Regions from separate parts of the Homo sapiens genome. Here region 1 is linked to region 2. A link is an interaction called in ENCODE POLR2A ChIA-PET data of the cell type or tissue named here. Cell type or tissue: PC-9. All regions are shown on one strand. Links, peaks and the distances in the headings refer to the core of each region. The heading gives the core; the rest is flanking DNA. Region 1 holds the start of ZER1 (zyg-11 related cell cycle regulator). Region 2 overlaps LRRC8A (leucine rich repeat containing 8 VRAC subunit A).

What was found. ChIA-PET counts read pairs that join two places held together with the same protein. Peaks named below come from ENCODE experiments on the same cell type or tissue, not always from the same donor. Only the 100,000 strongest peaks of a DNase experiment are listed, where the experiment ranks them.
Region 1: POLR2A ChIA-PET joins it to region 2 with 17 read pairs; 3 of 35 experiments call an interaction of 5 or more read pairs at or near these places.

What each region holds. Positions count from the first base shown.
Region 1 is chr9:128,767,520-128,775,843 of GRCh38, reverse strand. ZER1 (zyg-11 related cell cycle regulator) reads left to right here and starts at 3,917. Exons shown (of 16, transcript NM_006336.4): 1 at 3,917-4,263. It overlaps LOC124902282 (a long non-coding RNA gene), which reads right to left and starts at 4,510. Exons shown (of 2, transcript XR_007061804.1): 1 at 4,296-4,510. RefSeq lists enhancers at 2,826-3,552, 4,281-4,330 and a silencer at 3,621-4,090. In PC-9, for the core only: no CTCF peak of the experiment used is centred there; DNase peaks (open chromatin) are centred at 3,523 and 3,873; H3K4me3 peaks cover 2,437 bases; H3K27ac peaks cover 2,310 bases.
Region 2 is chr9:128,888,640-128,896,963 of GRCh38, reverse strand. The region is part of intron 2 of LRRC8A (leucine rich repeat containing 8 VRAC subunit A); the gene reads right to left. Among named protein-coding and RNA genes, the nearest start is that of LRRC8A, 11 kb to the right of the region's middle. RefSeq lists an enhancer at 4,113-4,720. In PC-9, for the core only: no CTCF peak of the experiment used is centred there; a DNase peak (open chromatin) is centred at 4,513; H3K4me3 peaks cover 636 bases; H3K27ac peaks cover 2,729 bases.

The sequences.
Region 1 (8,324 bases), core at 54-8,053, 120 kb after region 2:
AGCCTCCCAAAGTGAGAGCTTGTCTTTCTTTCTTTCTTTCTTTTCTTTCTTTCTTTCTTTTTTTTTTTTTTTTTGAGATGGAGTTTCGCTCATGTTGCCCAGGCTGAAGTGCATTGGCGCCATCTTGGCTAACCACAAACTCTGCCTTCTGGGTTCAAGTGATTCTCCTGCCCTAGCCTCCCAAGTAGCTAGAACTACAGGCATGCACCACCACACCCAGCTAATTTTTGTATTTTTAGTAGAGACAGGGTATCACCACATTGGCCAGGGATGGTCTTGATCTCTTGACCTCATGATCCACCAGCCTCGGCCTCCCAAAGTGCTGGGATTACAGGCATGAAGGCATGAGCCACTGTGCCCAGCCATTTTTTTTTTTTTTTGAGATGGAATTTCGTTCTTGTTGCCCAGGCTGGAATGCAATGATGCCATCTCAGCGCACTGCAACCTCCACTTCCCGGGTTCAAGAAATTCTCCTACCTCAGCCTCCTGAGTAGCTGGGATTACAGGCATGCGCCGCCACGCCCGGCTAATTTTGTATTTTTAGTAGAGATGGGTTTTCTCCATGTTGGTCAGGATGGTCGTGAACTCCTGACCTCAGGTGATCTGCCCGCCTCAGCCTCCCAAAGTGCTGGGATTACAAGTGTGAGCTGCTCTGCCCAGCTCGCTCTTTTCTTTTTTCTTTCTTTCTCTCTCTCTCTTTTTTCTTTCTCTCTCTCTTCCTTCTTCTTTTCTTTCTCTCTTTTCCTCTCTCTCTCCTTCCTTCTTTCCCTTCCTTCCTTCCTCCCTCCTTCCCTCTCTCTCTTCTTCTTCTTCTCCTCCTTTCTTTCTTTTTCTTTCTTTCTTTCTTTTTCTTTCCTTCTCTCTTTCCCTCTTTCCTTCCTTCCCTTCTTTCTTTCTTTCTCTCTCTTTTTTTCCTTTCTTGTCTTTCTCTCTTTCCCTCTTTCTCTCTCTCTCTCTTTCCTTCCTTCCTACTTTCTTTTTTTTTTTTTGAGACAGAGTCTTGCTCTGTCACCCAGTCTGGCCTCAGCCTCCCAAGTACCTGGGACTACAGGCAAATGCCACTACGCCTGGCTAATTTTTTTTTTTTTTTTTTTGTATTTTTAGTAGAGACAGTGTTTCACTATGTTGTCCATCTTGTCTCAAACTCCTGGCCTCAAGTGATCCGCCCACCTGAGCCTCCCAAAGTGCTGGGATTACAGGCATGAGCCTGGGGCTTGCTTTTCTATGCAATGTGACAAACTCTGCCTTTTACTTAAAGTGTTTAGACCCTTACATTCACTATGATTATTTTCCTGGTTTAATCTAAGCCCATTTTGCTATTTGTTTCTTTTTTTTTTTTTTTTTTTTTGAGACGGAGTCTCGCTCTGTTGCCCAGGCTGGAGTGTAGTGGCGCCATCTCGGCTCCCTGCAAGCTCCGCCTCCCAGGTTCACACCATTCTCCTGCCTCAGCCTCCCGAGTAGCTGGGACTACAGGCGCCTGCCACCACACCCGGCTAATTTTTTTGTATTTTTAGTAGAGACCGGGTTTCACCATGTTAGCCAGGATGGTCTCGGTCTCCTGACCTCGTGATCTGCCCGCCTCGGCCTCCCAAAGTGCTGGGACTACAGGCATGAGCCACCGCGCCTGGCCTGTTATTTGTTTCTTATTTCCTATTTGTTTTCTGTTTTCTTTCTTTTTCTTTTGTTTGAGACAGAGTCTCACAGTGTTGCCCAGGCTGGCGTGCAGCGGCGTGATCTCCGTTCACTGCAACCTCCGCCCCCAGGGTTTAAGCAATTCTCCTGCCTCAGCCTCCAGAGTGGCTGGGACTATAGGCACATGCTGCCACACCTGGATAATTTTTTAAAATTTTTTATTTTAGTAAAGACAGGGTTTCACCGTGTTGCCCAGGCTGTTCTCGAACTGCTGAGCTCAGGCAATCAGGCCACCTCAGCCTCCCAAAGTGCTGGGATTACAGGCGTGAGCCACCAAACCGGGCTTTTTTTTTTTTTCTTGTGAAACAGAGTTTCACTCCTGTTGCCCTGGCTGGAGTGCAATGGCACAATCTTGGCTCACTGCAAACTCTGCCTCCCAGGTTCAAGCGATTCTCCTACCTCAGTCTCCCAAGTTCCCAAGTAGCTGGGATTACAGGCGTGCGCCACTATGCCCAGCTAATTTTTGTATTTTTAGTAGAGACGGGGTTTCACCATGTTGGCCAGGCTGGTCTCAAACTCTTGACCTCGTGATCTGCCTGCCTTGGCCTTCCAAAGTGCTGATATAACAGGCTTGAGCCACGACGCCTGGCCCAAGCAATGTATTAATATGAGAGTTCCCATCTAGCCATATCCTCGTCAACATTTGTTATTGTCTCTCTGATGATGTCCATCTTAAGGAGCATAAAACCGTACCTCCCCACCTCCTGGGCTCAAGCAATCCTCCAACTTCAGCCTCCCGAGTAGCTGGGACTACAGATGCGCACCACCATGCCCTGCTAATTTTTGTAGAAATGGGGTCTCCCTATGTTGCCCAGGCTGATCTCCAACTCCTGGGCTCAAGCCTCAGCCTCGACAACCCCATCTGCTGAGATTATAGGTTGTGAGTCACTGTGCCAAGCCCAACAGCTTTTTTAAGGATTCAAGACTGTACGAACATAGTTGTAGCTGGTCAAAGATTAAAAGGTGCTATGCAAGAAAAAAGAAATCCACAAAATTAGTTCTTGGAATGGAACTGAGGCACCTGTCAAGAAAGGGTTCCTCAAGAAAGGAGCATCTAGCTAGGGTGTGGTAGCTCACGCCTGTAATCCCAGCACTTTGGGAGGCTGAGGTGGGCGCATCACCTGAGGTCAAGAGTTTGAGACCAGCCTGCCCAACATGGCGAAACCCCATCTCTACTAAAAATACAAAAATTAGCCAGACGTGATAGTAGGCGCCTGTAATCCCAGCTACTTGGAGGCTGAGGCAGGAGAATTGCTTGAACCCGGGGAGTCTGCAGTGAGCTGAGGGCCATTGCCCGCCAGCCTGGGCAACAAGAGAGAGAAACTCCGTCTCTCAAAAAAAAAAAAAAAAAAGAGAAATCCAGAGAAGAAATGATGGTGTTTTGAGATGGAGTCTTCCTCTGTCGCCCAGGCTGGAGTGCAGTGGTGCGATCTCAGCTTACTGCAAGCTCTGCCTCCTGGGTTCAAACGATTCTCCTGCTTCAGTCTCCTGAGTAGCTGGGATTAGAGGCGCGCACCACCACGCTCGGCTAATTTTTGTATTTTTAGTAAAGACGGCGTTTCACCATGTTGGCCAGGCTGGTCTCGAACTCTTGACCTCAGGTGATCCGCGTGCCTCGGCCTCCCAAAGTGCTGGGATTACAGGCGTGAGCCACTGCGCTCGGCCAGAAGGAACTGGTTTGACAGGATCCTTAGGACTTGGAGACTGGACGAGGGGCCCAGGAAAATGTAGGGGCCGAGGTCGCCGCCCAATTTCCCATTTGGAAGCTCGGTTGCCTGGTGGCGCATGCCCTAGATGGAGGTTAGGAGCACCTTTTGGGGGACGGTGATGACTGCGGGTTGACACGCGAGTGTGAGCCACCCGTGGAGAACGCAAGACATGTTCAACAGGGCGCTGGATGGAGGGGGCTGGCGCCCAGAGTCAGTCCTGCTATTCAGCAGTGTTGGGCTCAGGTGAACCGCAGCGCCAGGGCGGGCACCGATCCTAGGGTCCCACGAACAGGCCCCTCGGAGGCCAGGGAGAGCCCTGAATGACGCGTTCTCTCGGGTGGCCTGGGGGGGGCATCCCGCGGCTTCCTCCACCGGCGTAACGTGCCGGGCCCGGGGAAAGGAGCCGCCCGCCGGTCCCCGGAACCTTCTGCCGCCGCCGCCCGCGTTAGCCGCGGGACGGGTCGGGGGAACCCGATCGCTGTTGCTAAGGGGCGGCCCCGGAAGTGACGCGCCCCGGGTTTGTTGACAGCGGAGGCGGCGGCGGCTGCAGGCTCCGAGCCGTAGGAGCCGGATCGGGGGAGGGGCCGGGCCCAGGAGCCTCAGCCCCGCCGGCAGCCCTAAGGGCAAGGTAACCGCCACGGGGTCCCCGTCGCGACCCCCTCCCTCCCGGAGCTCCCGTCCCCGGGATCCCAAGCTCCGCCCCGCCGACCCCCGTCTCCCCTGGACCCCGGCTCTAGCCTGACGAGATCCCCAACCTCCTGAGGTGCTCTGGCCCCGGATTCTCCCGGGCTGCATTCTCTGCTCCTCCTCGCCTGCGAAGCATCACGTCCGCTTCCCGACGCTGAGGGCAGCCCCGTCCAGGGTAGGTCCCGGACCCCGGGCCAAGGGACGTACCTGCGTCCTCCTCCTTCGCCTCCTGCCTACGGGGCCTAAGCATCGCCGCTGCAACCACTCTCTGAGGTCCATCTCCGCCAGTGGTGGGAGGGTTCCTTTCTCTATCCCTGCCGCCAGGTCTGAGAATCGTGTCTTTAAAACTGAGCTCCCTTCCTCCAGAAAGAAAATGACGCTCTGTCGTTTGCCCCTACAAGATGGGGGATCGGTGTAGGGCTGAAAGGGCCACCCTCTGCCCCTCCTACCTGTTGGATGAGCTTAAGTTCCCCCAGAGAAGTGCTTAGAAGCTCAAGGACGACTTGGATTCTGGATCAGCTCCCAAAAGGGATGACACAAAGTATAGGGAAATCCAACAGGGTGAGGTTGCAACCGGAGGGCCAAGGGAGCCCGACAGGTGAGTTGATAGTGAAACTGACTGTGCTGGCCACTATAGCTCTCTGGGTGGAACTTGTCTTGGCTGCTCTTTGACCGAAAGAGCCCAAGATTTCCAGTCTTTGCCTGTGTTTGTCAGTCCATTCGTTTTGTTTTGTTTTGTTTTTCTTTAAATAGAGATGGGGTCTCACTATGTTACCCAAGCTGGTCTCGAACTCCTGGGCTCAAGTGATCCGCCCGCTCCAGCCTCCAAAAGTGCTGGAAATACAGGCATGAGCCACCGCGCTCAGCTAGTGCATTTGATTTTTAAGGGGGAGGGGAATGGAATGTCTGATGTCTTGGGAAAATCCTTCCATATATGATCTTTCACAGAATGTTTCTCTTCAGACTTCAAACTGGTTAGGATGAGCATAAAAGCATAGCCTTGAAAAGGGTCACGGGAGGCTATACTTAGAGCAGAAAGTGGTGGCCAGGGGTGAAGGGCCTCGCTACTTTGGTTCATTTGTTCATTCAGCAAATAATAAACATGATATGTAAGGAGGTAATAAGTGGTTTGGAGAAAAATAGAGAAGGAAGGACCATGGGGAAGGAGTTGGGAGTTGTCATTTTATAGAGGGTGTTCAGGGAAGGTCTCTAGTAAGGTGACCTTTGAGCAGAGATAAGTGAGGGAGCAAGCCAGGTAGTTCTCTTGTGGCAGAGCATTCCGCAGCAAATGCAAAGGTCCTGTGGTCATATGCCTGGTGATTTGAAGAAACAGCATAAGGGCTCACGCTTGTAATCCCAGCACTTTGGGAGGCTGAGGCAGCCGGATCACCTGAGGTCAGGAGTTCAAGACCAGCCTGGCCGACATGGTGAAACCCCATCTCTACTAAAAGTACCAAAAAAAAAATTAGCTGGCCGTGGTGGCTCATGTCTGTAATCCAAGTTACTCAGGAGGCTGAGGCAGGAGAATTATTTGAACCTGAGAGGTGGAGGTTGCAGTGAGCCGAGATTGTGCCCATTGCATTCCAGCCTGGGTGACAAGAGTGAGACTCTGTCTCAAAAAAAAGAAAGAAACAGTGGGAGGATGGGGGACTGGAGCAGGTTGAAGAAAGGGAAGAGTGGTTGGCAAGAAAGTCAGAGAACAGTGGGGACCAGAAAAAGGTGGGGAAGACATCAGGGGCTGTCCTTGTGATACAGGGTCACAGGGTGTCTAATGGGACACCCTTTCAGAACCGTACTTGTTGAAGTGTCTGGTGGTTGGAGAAAATACAGATTTGTTTTAGATGACAAATGGCCATTGTGCTTGGGGCTTCGGTTGTAAGTACCCTTCTTCCATCTTTGTAATGACCATTGATGGAACAAATACAAAGAATCATGGTCACAGAGAACTGCGATTAAATCAAGTTAAGTTATGCCGCTGCTTCCTGGTTGTGAGAAGGTGGGCACGGGACCTTTTTCCACCTCAATCTTCTCATCTGGAAAATACAGCAGGCTGGGTGTGGTGGCTCACACCTGTAATCCCAGCACTTTGGGAGGCAGGTGGATCACCTGAGGTCAGGAGTTCGAGACCAGCCTGGCCAACATGGTGAAACCCCATCTCTACTAAAAATACAAAAATTAGCCGGGTGTGGTGACGCATGCCTGTAATCTCAGCTACTGGAGAGGCTGAGGCAGGAGAATCGCTTGAACCTGGGAGGTGGAGGTTGAAGTGAGCTGAGATCATGCCACTGCAGCACTCCAGCCTGGGCGACAGGAGCGAAACTCCATCTCAAAAAAAAAAAAAGAAAGAAAGAAAAGAAAAGAAAATAGGGCTGTTGGATTAGATAAAATCATGGGCTGAAGTGCTTAATGCAGTATTTCACACAAAGTGCTCAATACATAGCGGTCACGCTGATGAGGATGATGTGATGATGAGGAATGTGGGCATGTATGTCTGCCTCAGAGCCGTTCGTTTTAGCACTAGCTGGTGGTGTCACCAGCTCTAGCTGCCTCCATCAACTAGTAGGATTTGAGGAAATATTGGGGAAAGCAAGACAGAAACTTCTTGACACCCCTCAGAGGTAACTGGGTTAATATTCTGCAGAGAAGACGTTAGCTTGGTCCTGGCTTTTCTGACAGCAGCGGAGGGTGATGGGGACTTTTAAAAAAGAGCCCAGCACTGCCAGCGCTTTGGGAGGATCGCTTGAGGCCAGGAGTTTGAGACCAGTCTGGAGAACATAGGGAAACCCTATCTCTAAAAAAAAAAGAATTAAAATGAGCCCAGCAAATTTCCATTCTACCACGTAAAATAGGCAAAATGAGGGTGTTGAAATGAATGTGACTTGGAGACAGGTGGGGAGGGGCAGTGTATGCTGGGCCTAGATATGTGGTTGGAGTGTGCGTGGCTGATCTACGGGTAGAGGCTGGTGATCCGGAAGTGCCCGGCAGAGGCTGAGACTTTCCAGCCTGCTTTATAGGAAGCAGAACCACAGTTGATCTCCCTCCTTATACCCCAAGCCCGGACTATATCCTCAGGCCTGGGACACAGGCTGAGCAGGGCAACTGGGCCAGAGAATTTGAAAATGAAAGGTCAGAGCACTTAGGAGCTGAGAGCCAGCATGTTGGGGTAGGCTGTTGTGGGTAGAACCCCAGGCTGGTGACCTGCGGACCTGGTTCAAATCCCGGCTCTGCTGTTGGCTTGCTGTGTGAGTTAGGCAGGTTCCATCTCCTCTCTGGGCCTCAGTTTTCCTATTTGTAGATTAAGAATAATGGCCTTCCCTTGCCTCCGACTAACTCTAAAGGCTGTTGGGAGGATGAAATGAGACACAGCTTGTGAAAGAATTAGGTGTGTTCTGAAGCTCTCTACAAAGGTATTATCATTAGTACCACTAGGATTATGCAGACACGTTTTGGGGGCCCACTAGCTGGAAGACTGCTCTTGGCACTCTGGTTTTTTTGCTTGGCTTCAGTACCTCATCTGTTCTGGAGTCCTGAGAGGTGAGTGCAGAGACCCCTGTCTGGTTATCTATTTGTGGACCACTGTCTTATATCTGGCGCAATCGCTGAAACTGATTTTCCAGCTTCAGAGATGCAGAAGGGTCTCTTGAAGCATTATTCTCAGGAACATCACTCTTCATAATTATTGGTTACCACCTTCCTGCCATCCTTTCATGGCATCTCCTCAGCAACCCTGTTCACAACACGCGCAACACAGCGTGTGCCACTCGCAACATGCTGACAGGTAAGGACCTTGATAAATATTGAGGCTGGAAAACATTGGCTGGGGATCTTGTGGAGCCGAGGCCCTGTCACTGGCATTGAGCCACTCACATACTCTGTAATGGAGACCCCAGAAATCACATAGGGTCCCTGCCCTCAGGAAGCTTTCAATGCTGTGGCCAAAAAATGACATGCCACGGAGTGGTTACCAGCAGTACTGGATCATGTGAGCTCAGTGCCTGAGTTGTAAGGAAGCGGCGGAGGCTCGTGGAACAGAAGGGAAAGCTGAGGTTGGAGAAATGGTCCCTCCCCATAGCATAATGGCAAGGGGCTCGAACTTTAGGGTCACACACTTACCGGAGGAACAACTCATTGCTCATCTTTCAACCATTGTTTCCTTATCTGGGAAACAAAATGATAATGTATTATCATATTGATAAAATGTTATCTGTGGCAGCTGGGTGCGGTGGCTCACACCTG
Region 2 (8,324 bases), core at 60-8,059:
TCATTTGAGGTCAGGAGTTTGAGACCAGCCTGGCCAACATGCTGAAACCCCATCTCTACTAAAAATACAAAAAAATTAGCTGGGCCTGGTGGCACATGCCTGTAGTCCCAGCTACTCAGGAGGCTGAGGCAGGAGAATCCCTTGAACTCAGGGGGCGGAGGTTGCGGTGAGCAGACATCGTACCACTGCACTCCAGCATGGGTGACAGAGCAAGACTCTGGCTCAAAGAAAAAAATAAAGAAAGAAAGAAAAAAGAAAAGATTAGTATCCAGAATAAATACAGAAATCCTGCATAAATAAGACAAAAACAATCCAATGAGGGGAAATGGCAAAATATACGCATAGGCAATTCACAGGGGAAAAATGCAAATGGAACCAATGTATGAAATAATTCTTAGCCTTGCTAGTAATCAAGGAATGTAAATTAAAACGATCACATATCACTTCACTCCCCCAATTGGCAAAAACTGTGAACTCTTAGAGAAGGTAGGATGCACGTACTCTACAACCCAGCAACTCCTCTCCTCATTATTTATGCATCTTAGAAAGCTGCTCCACACATAAGTGAGAAACCACACACAAGGATGCTCACTGAAGAATTGTTTGTAATAGCAAAAAATCAGAAATGACCCACATGTTCATCAACAGGAGAAAGGATACGTTGTTCTAATCATACAATGGAAATGCTTTAAATCAATTAAAGTTAATGAACTGTAGCAACATGTATCAATGTGGATAAACCTCAAAAGCAATGTTGATCCAAAAAACAAGTTGTAGATGATGCATATGTTATATAAGGTTTTCTACAAGGTGTATACCCAAGTATACCGAAGATACAAAAGCATGCATGGAAAGTCTCCAAACCAAGATAATGATTGTATCTAGGGAGGGAAGAAAATGGGGAAGGGACTTCAACTGTGCTTGGAATATTTTACTTAAGTGCCTGCGCACATTCAAGTGTGTGCGTGCGTGCATGTGTGTATCTGAAACAATTACTGCAAAACACTGAAGTCTGACAAAGCTGAGTTCTTGATATGGATGTATCTGTTCTAGTTTTTATACTTTTCTTAAACCATTTCATCACACAAAACTCACTGAAACACTCATGCATTCCTACCCTGCATAGCCAGTGCTCTCCCCAACCTCCCACAGGCGAAGGCTCAGCGGGGAGCAGCAGCTACTGCATCTTACCAGGTTACCGGAGCAGCAGAGGCAGCTCCTCCTACCAGCTGCTGCTCCTCAGCCCCTGAGGACCCTGCAGAACTCGTAAGCACTCCCTACCTGGTCCTGCCCTGCCCCCAGGGAGATGTAGAAGTGGGCATCATGCAGAACAGGCCCTTCCCACAAGGCAGCTCAAGCAGGTGCCTAGGACAAATGGGACCAGGTTCCTGGCCAGGGCCAGGGCATCTCTGTGCCTGGGGGTTAAATGAGTAACCCAGAGAGCCCCAGCCTTCCCTCAGGCACAGGTGGATCTCAGGGAGCAGAGAGAGCAAGGACTTGGAGTTTGGGACATGTAGGTTCAAATCCAGCTCCAGCAAGAAATAATTCTGTGACCCCAGGCAAATTGTTTAGCCTAAGCCTCTGCTTTTACAACTTATTTTATTTTATCTTGGAGACAGTCTTGCTTTGCTCCGTGGCCCAGGCTGGAGTGCAGTGGCACGGTCTTGGCTCACTGCAACCTCCACCTCCCGGGTTCAAGTGATTCTCCTACCTCAGCCTCCCGAGCTTCTACAACTTTAAATCAGGAATAACGCCACCTTCCTTGTAGATGTGTATGCAGTGACCCCAGAGACATCTAAGAGATATTAAGCATAAAAGAATTTTGCTGAGCAGTATATAAAATGTGTTATCTGCGAAAGAAGCCAGTCATAAAAGGCAAATACTTTGATTTCACTTATTCACATAAGTGAATAGACAGAAAACAGAAGGGATACCAGGGCCTGGGGGAGCAGGAAATGGGGAGTGAGCGTTTAATGGGTGCAGAGAGTTTCAGTTTTGCAAGATGAAAACAGTTCTGGAGATGGGTGGTAGTGATGGATACACAATATGAATGTACTTAATACCATTGAAGTGTACACTTACAAATGGTTAAGGTGGTAAATTTTATGTCATGTGTATTTTACCACAATGAAAAAAATTAGGAAATATGATATCTTTTTTTTTTTTTTTTTGAGGTAGAGTCTCACTCTGTTGCCAAGGCTGGAGTACAGTGGTGTGGTCTTGGCTCACTGCAAACTCTACCTCCTGGGTTCAAGCGATTCTCCTGCCTCAGCCTCCCAAGTAGCTGGGACTACAGGTGTGTGCCACCACTCCTGGCTAATTTTTGTATTTTTACTAGAGATGGGGTTTTGCCATGTTGGCCAGGGTGGTCTCAAACTCCTGACCTCAAGTGATTCACCTGCCTTGGTGTCCCAAAGTGCTGGGATTACAGGTGTCAGCCACTGTACCTGGTCTGTTACTGGTATAATTTTTTTTTTTTTGAGATGGAGTCTCACTCTGTTGCCCAGGCTGGAGTGCAGTGGCATGATCTCTGCTCACTGCAAGCTCTGCCTCCCAGGTTCACGCCATTCTCCTGCCTCAGCCTCCCAAGTAGCTGGGACTATAGGCACCCACCACAATGCCCGGCAAATTTTTTTGTATTTTTAGTACAGACGGGGTTTCATCGTGTTAACCAGGATGATCTCGATCTACTGACCTTGTGATCTGCCTGCCTCAGCCTCCCAAAGTGCTGGGATTACAGGTGTGAGCCACCATGCCTGGCAATTTTTTAAAACAAGAATGATGGCTGGGCACGGTGGCTCACGCCTGTAATCCTAGCACTTTGGGAGGCCGAGGTGGGTGGATTACTTGAGGTCAGGAGTTTGAGACCAGCCTGGCCAACATGGCGAAACCCCGTCTCTACTAAAAATACAAAAAAATTAGCTGGGCGTGGTAGCACACAACTGTAGTCCCAGCTACTCAGCAGGCTGAGGCAGGAGAATCACTTGAACCCGGGAGGCGCAGGTTGCAGTGGGCCGAATCTGTGCTGCTGTACTCCTGCCTGGGTGACAGAGTGAGACTCTGTCTCAAAAAATAAAATTATATCAATAACAAACTCATTACTGTGTACAGAAAAGAATTTAGAAAGCTATGCACAGAACTATATATAGTTAAGTCTACTCGTGGTGAGACTGTAGAGGGCTGTCTATATTATACATTCTTCCATTATTTAAATCTGGTATGTTTATGAGTAGAAAAACTGCTTGGAAATAAATCAAAAGACCTTCCTCACTGTGTGGTTTCTCAGGATGATAAAAGAATTTATGCGTAGCTGCCATCCGTACATTAGAAACAGGTCAGCCTCATCCTCCCTGCCCTGCCTCGTAACACTCACGCTCAGCAGCTTGCGGTCCTCACCTCCTGGGAGCAGAGCAGGGAGGAGTTCAGACCCCAGAGTTGGGCAACTCAAACGCCAACCCCACTACTGCCTCACTGGGGCCTCAGAGCCTCTGTGTCCTCAACTGCAAGATGGAAATATTACATCCTAAAATGGGTTATAGCTGTGAAATGGGTTATCGTGAGAATTAAAAGTAAGGCATCATGTGTCAATACAGCACCGGGCACACTCAGGCTGTCGTTCCACGGTCCCACCTGCCATCGCAGATGACCCTCCCAGAATTCAGTGGGGACTGACCTGGGTGAGGGCGGAGCCTCAAGCACCATGTCTCTGAGCAGGGCCAGACCACTCAGAGACCCACAGGACCCCCCAGGACTCGCAGAACCTCGAAAACTCGCAGACCACTCAGAGACCCTCCCAGGCTCAGGACCCCGTGTGGCAGAGTTGGCCATCTGCTCTCAGAGCCAGTCATTAGGTTCAGCCCCAGTCCACATCCCCTGGATGCTTCTCGAAGACAGGGAGTCAAGAAATGACAAGCTGCCCACTCTGTCCCAGAGAGAGACCCCCCCAGCACGCACCAGACCCCATGTGGGCCCACAGGGATTTGGCGTGGCTCCCACACCTGGGCGGCAGGCAGTCGGGCTGCGGGTAAACAGGGCACAGAGAGCCTTTTGTGAAAGCACAAACAAGGCTGAGCCAGGAAAACTTCCCAAGCAGGAGGGGAGGCGGGAGGTTGGCACCCCTCCTGTACCAGAGATGGGAAGGCTGGCCCTCCAGTGCTCTCCCAGGGAGCGCGAAGGGGCCGCTCTCAACAGGCCCTGTCCCGGGAGGGTTCCAAGCCTGTGGATCTGCTCCCACCACGGGCCATGGGTCATGTGCTTCCCCTGTCCCAGAGCCAGAGTGGGAGGAGAGGTCTCAGCCTCGTCTGGCACACACAGCCTCCACCCTCCCCAGGGCGGACACTGCCCTGGAGGCCCCCACACCCAGCTGGGGTGAGTCAGAGGCTGCTGGCTGGGGGTGTTGCCTGGCTTGGGACTCGCCCTGTGTAGAAGGGTACACCCTCACTTCCTGGGGAGAGGAAGAGGGGAGACGCCAGGGCTGGAGGGGGAGGGGAGCACGGGTCAGTTCCAAACTGCTCTCACCTGGGCTGGGCTCCCAAACAGGTTCATCCTCACACCAACTTGCAAGGGCGTGGCCCGCCTTCTAGGGTGAAAGGCAACAGGTGAGGGACACCCACCTGGGCTTCCCCCAGCAGCTCCGGAGCCAAGCAGAGAGAGGCAGCAGGTGGGGCTGGAGGTGCAGCCTCAGGACCTGCCCTCGCCCTGCCAGGCTGGGGCAGGAGCGCCCAGTTACTGACCGTCAACTAAGTGCCCAGTATGTCCTTGCCCCATCTCCCAACCTTCATGCATAGCAGCAAGGTGGCACCCACCTCACCACGAGACCGTGAGAAAGTCCCTTCACCTCGCTGGGCTCTGGTTTCCTCATCTGTAAAATGGGTTGACAAGTCTATTGCTTGGAGGGCTGTGATGAGGACAGAAGGAGACAGTCCATATAAAGCTTTTGGACTAGTGCCTGCCATACAGTAAGGCTCTGGAACGTTCACTGCTGTTATTATTATGGTAGAGTTTAAATCAGTCCTTTTATGGGTGTGATGTCGGAGGCCCAGAGAAGTTTGGTAACCTGCCCAAGGCCACACAGCTAGGAAGAGCTGGGAAGATGCACCCCAAGCCCGACTTTCCATTGTGCCAACCTGCCTCAAAGACAAGCAGGCCTCCCGGACCCACCTGGGACCCAGGCCCTTGAAGATACTTCTTGAGACAAGATACTCTTTTCCTTAGGGGGTACATGGAAACCAGGGCTCTACAGGGAACCCCATCAGGCCATACTCAGATGCCTCTGGTCTCACGGGTACTGCTATAAGGAAGCTCTGGAAGGGAGCCTAGCCCTGGGTTTAGGGCCAGAAGGCAGTGTTGGGTCTGGGCCCTGGGGGCAGAAGGGCCTAGAAGGCAGGCCGTTTTATTTTTTTTGAGACAGGATCTTGCGCTGTCGCCGAGGCTGGAGCACAATGGTGCGATCATGACTCACTGCAACTTTGAACTCCTTGGCTCAAGCGATCCTCCAGCCTCAGCCTCCGAGTAGCTGAAACTACAGGCATGTGCCACCACACCTGGCTATTTTTAAAAATTTTTTGTAGAGATAGGTTGTTATGTTGCCCAGGCTGGTCTGGAACTCCTGGGTTCAAGCAGTCCTCCAGTCTCAACCTCTAAGTAGCTGGAACTACATGCACATGCCACCACACCTGGCTAATTTTTTTTTTTAGACGGGATCTCACTCTGTCACCAGGCTAAAGTGCAGTGGCACAATCTCGGCTCACTGCAACCTTCGCCTCCCGGGTTCAAGTGATTCTCCTGCCTCAGCCTCCCAAGTAGCTGGGATTACAGGTGCATGTCACCATACCCGGCTGATTTTTGTATTTTTTAGTAGAAACGGGGTTTCACCATGTTGGCCAGGCTGGTCTTGAACTCCTGACCTCAGGTGATCCACCTGCCTCAGCCTCCCAAAGTGCTGAGCCACTGTGCCTGGACTAATTTTTTTTTTATTTTTGTAGAGACAGGTCACTATGTTGCCCAGGCTGGTCTGGAACTCCTGGGCTCAAGCAATCCTCCACCTCAGCCTCCCAAAGTGCTGGGATTACTGGTGGGAACCGCCACGTCCAGCCAACGTTTGTTGGCTCATATTTGCACATGGAGTCACGGCCACACACGGTTTACAGGTCTTAACCTGTTATGAATACCAGCGCTGCCTTCTTAGACAGGTTATGAAATGTGGCCACCAGTACCCTAGAGAGGCAGCAGACACATCTTCTGCTGAGATCCCAGGGGAGTGGGCACTGGCCAAGCCCTAGGTGAGCCAGGGGGAGGACTGGGGGGTCTGACAGAGGGTGAGCTGCCTGGTACCCGACTCTCTGGGATGGAAGGGGGCTACCCCCAGGGATCCTGACTCATGGAGTCAGCTGGGAGATGCGAGGTGTCCCTTCAGGGCCAGGATTCCCGCCCACCGCCCCCGCTGCTGGTCAGTGCGTTTGTCATGCTGCCCGTCAGAGGGCGCAGGTTTGGCAGTGGCACTCTGACGGCGTCCAGGTGGCACGTGAAAGCTATGGAATTTTACAGCCACTTTTACTCCACTGGAACATTGCTCTAGGCGTGAGGCTTAGATTGCAGCAAGCAATTTAATTTTGAGGTTTTAAGCCCTCAAGAGACGTTTAGATGTAGACAAACTTGCTGCAAGACGCAAGACGCAACAGAAACGCATCTGGAAGACAGCAGGGAACATTTGTGGCTGGGAGTAAAAGCCCTTCTAGAAACCTCAGCCCCACACGTCCTTGAGGAGGGAAGGTTAAGCCCCTCGCCTTCCCAGCACACACACACACACACACACACACACACACACACACACAAAATGAAGCCACTAAAAAACAACTGTCTGGCCAGGTGCGGTGGCTCACACCTGTAATCCCAGCACTTTGGGAGGCCGAGGTGGGTGGATCACCTGAGGTCAGGAGTTCGAGACCAGCCTGACCAACAAGGTGAAACCCCGTCTCTACTAAAAATACAAAAATTAGCCAGGCGTGGTGGTGCACATCTGTAATCCCAGCTACTTGGGAGGCTGAGACAGGAGAATCACTTGAACCCAGGAGGCAGAGGCTGCAATGAGCCAAGATGGCACCATTGCACTCCAGTCTGGGCAACAGAGCAGGATTCCATCTCAAAAAAGTAAAATTAAATTAAAAAAATTGGCCAGGCGCAGTGGCTCACGGCTGTAGTCCTGGAACTTTGGAGAACAAGGTGGGTGGATCACAAGGTCAGGAGATCGAGACCAGCCATGGCCAATATGGTGACACCCCGTCTCTACTAAAAATACAAAAATTAGCTGGGCATGGTGGCGGGCACCTGTAGTCCCAGCTACTCGGGAGGCTGAGGCAGGAGAATAGCTTGAACCTGGGAGGTGGAGGTTGCAGTGAGCAAGATTGTGCCACTGCACTCCAGCCTGGGTGACAGAGCAACACTCCATCTCAAAATAATTAATTAATTAATTAAACAAAAAAAAAAAAACCTGTCCAGTCCCAGTCCTGTGGGGAGCTCAGCCCTGCTTCCACACCAAGGGCATGAGTTCTGCGGTAGACGACTGGGACTAAGGCTGAAAGAATGGCGTCCGGTCAGTGTTTCTCAGCATTGTTTGTAGCCCACCAGCCTCACAACTGCTGGGGAAGCATCTTCAAAGTTCAGATTCCTGGGGCCAACCTTCCAGGGCAGACTCTGCAGGTCTGTGGTGGTGGGCCCAGGGGAACAGCATTTTAGACAAGCTTCCAGGTGACTTTGAAGGCCCCCAAAAGCCTGGGAACCTGAGAAAAGAGGGTAATGGAGGGTGAAGTAGAAAGAGCCCCAGCTGCCAAGCCATACCAACCTGGGTTCAAGTCCTAGCTTTGCCACATGTACACTGTATAACTTTGGGCCAGAGACCTCATCCCTCTGGGGCTTGGTCTGTAAAATGGTAAAGCAACCTCACACGCAAGGCTGTGGCGAAGGTAAGATGGGCAAATGCGTGCAGCATCCCAGCCTGTGGCTCAGCACTGAGACATGGTGCTGAGAATGACCACGGACTATGAAGGTGCTACTGCAGGAAGGAGAAGCCAGAGACGCTGAGCACCATCTGTGGAGGGGCCAGCTCTGCAGCTCTCTCCCAAGCAGTGTATGGGAGAGAAAAGAGACTCCTGGGGAAGAATGGAGGAAGTGACGTGGGGGAGGGAAAGCGACAGGACAGTGAGCCTGAAAAACACAGGTGAGATGTCAGGAGCTCTGGCACAGACCTCACTCCCAGCGCGATCCTGCCAGACGCTCTCGCAGCCCCGCAAAACGAGGCTGCCACGCCTGTATGCTCTCCTTGCCCA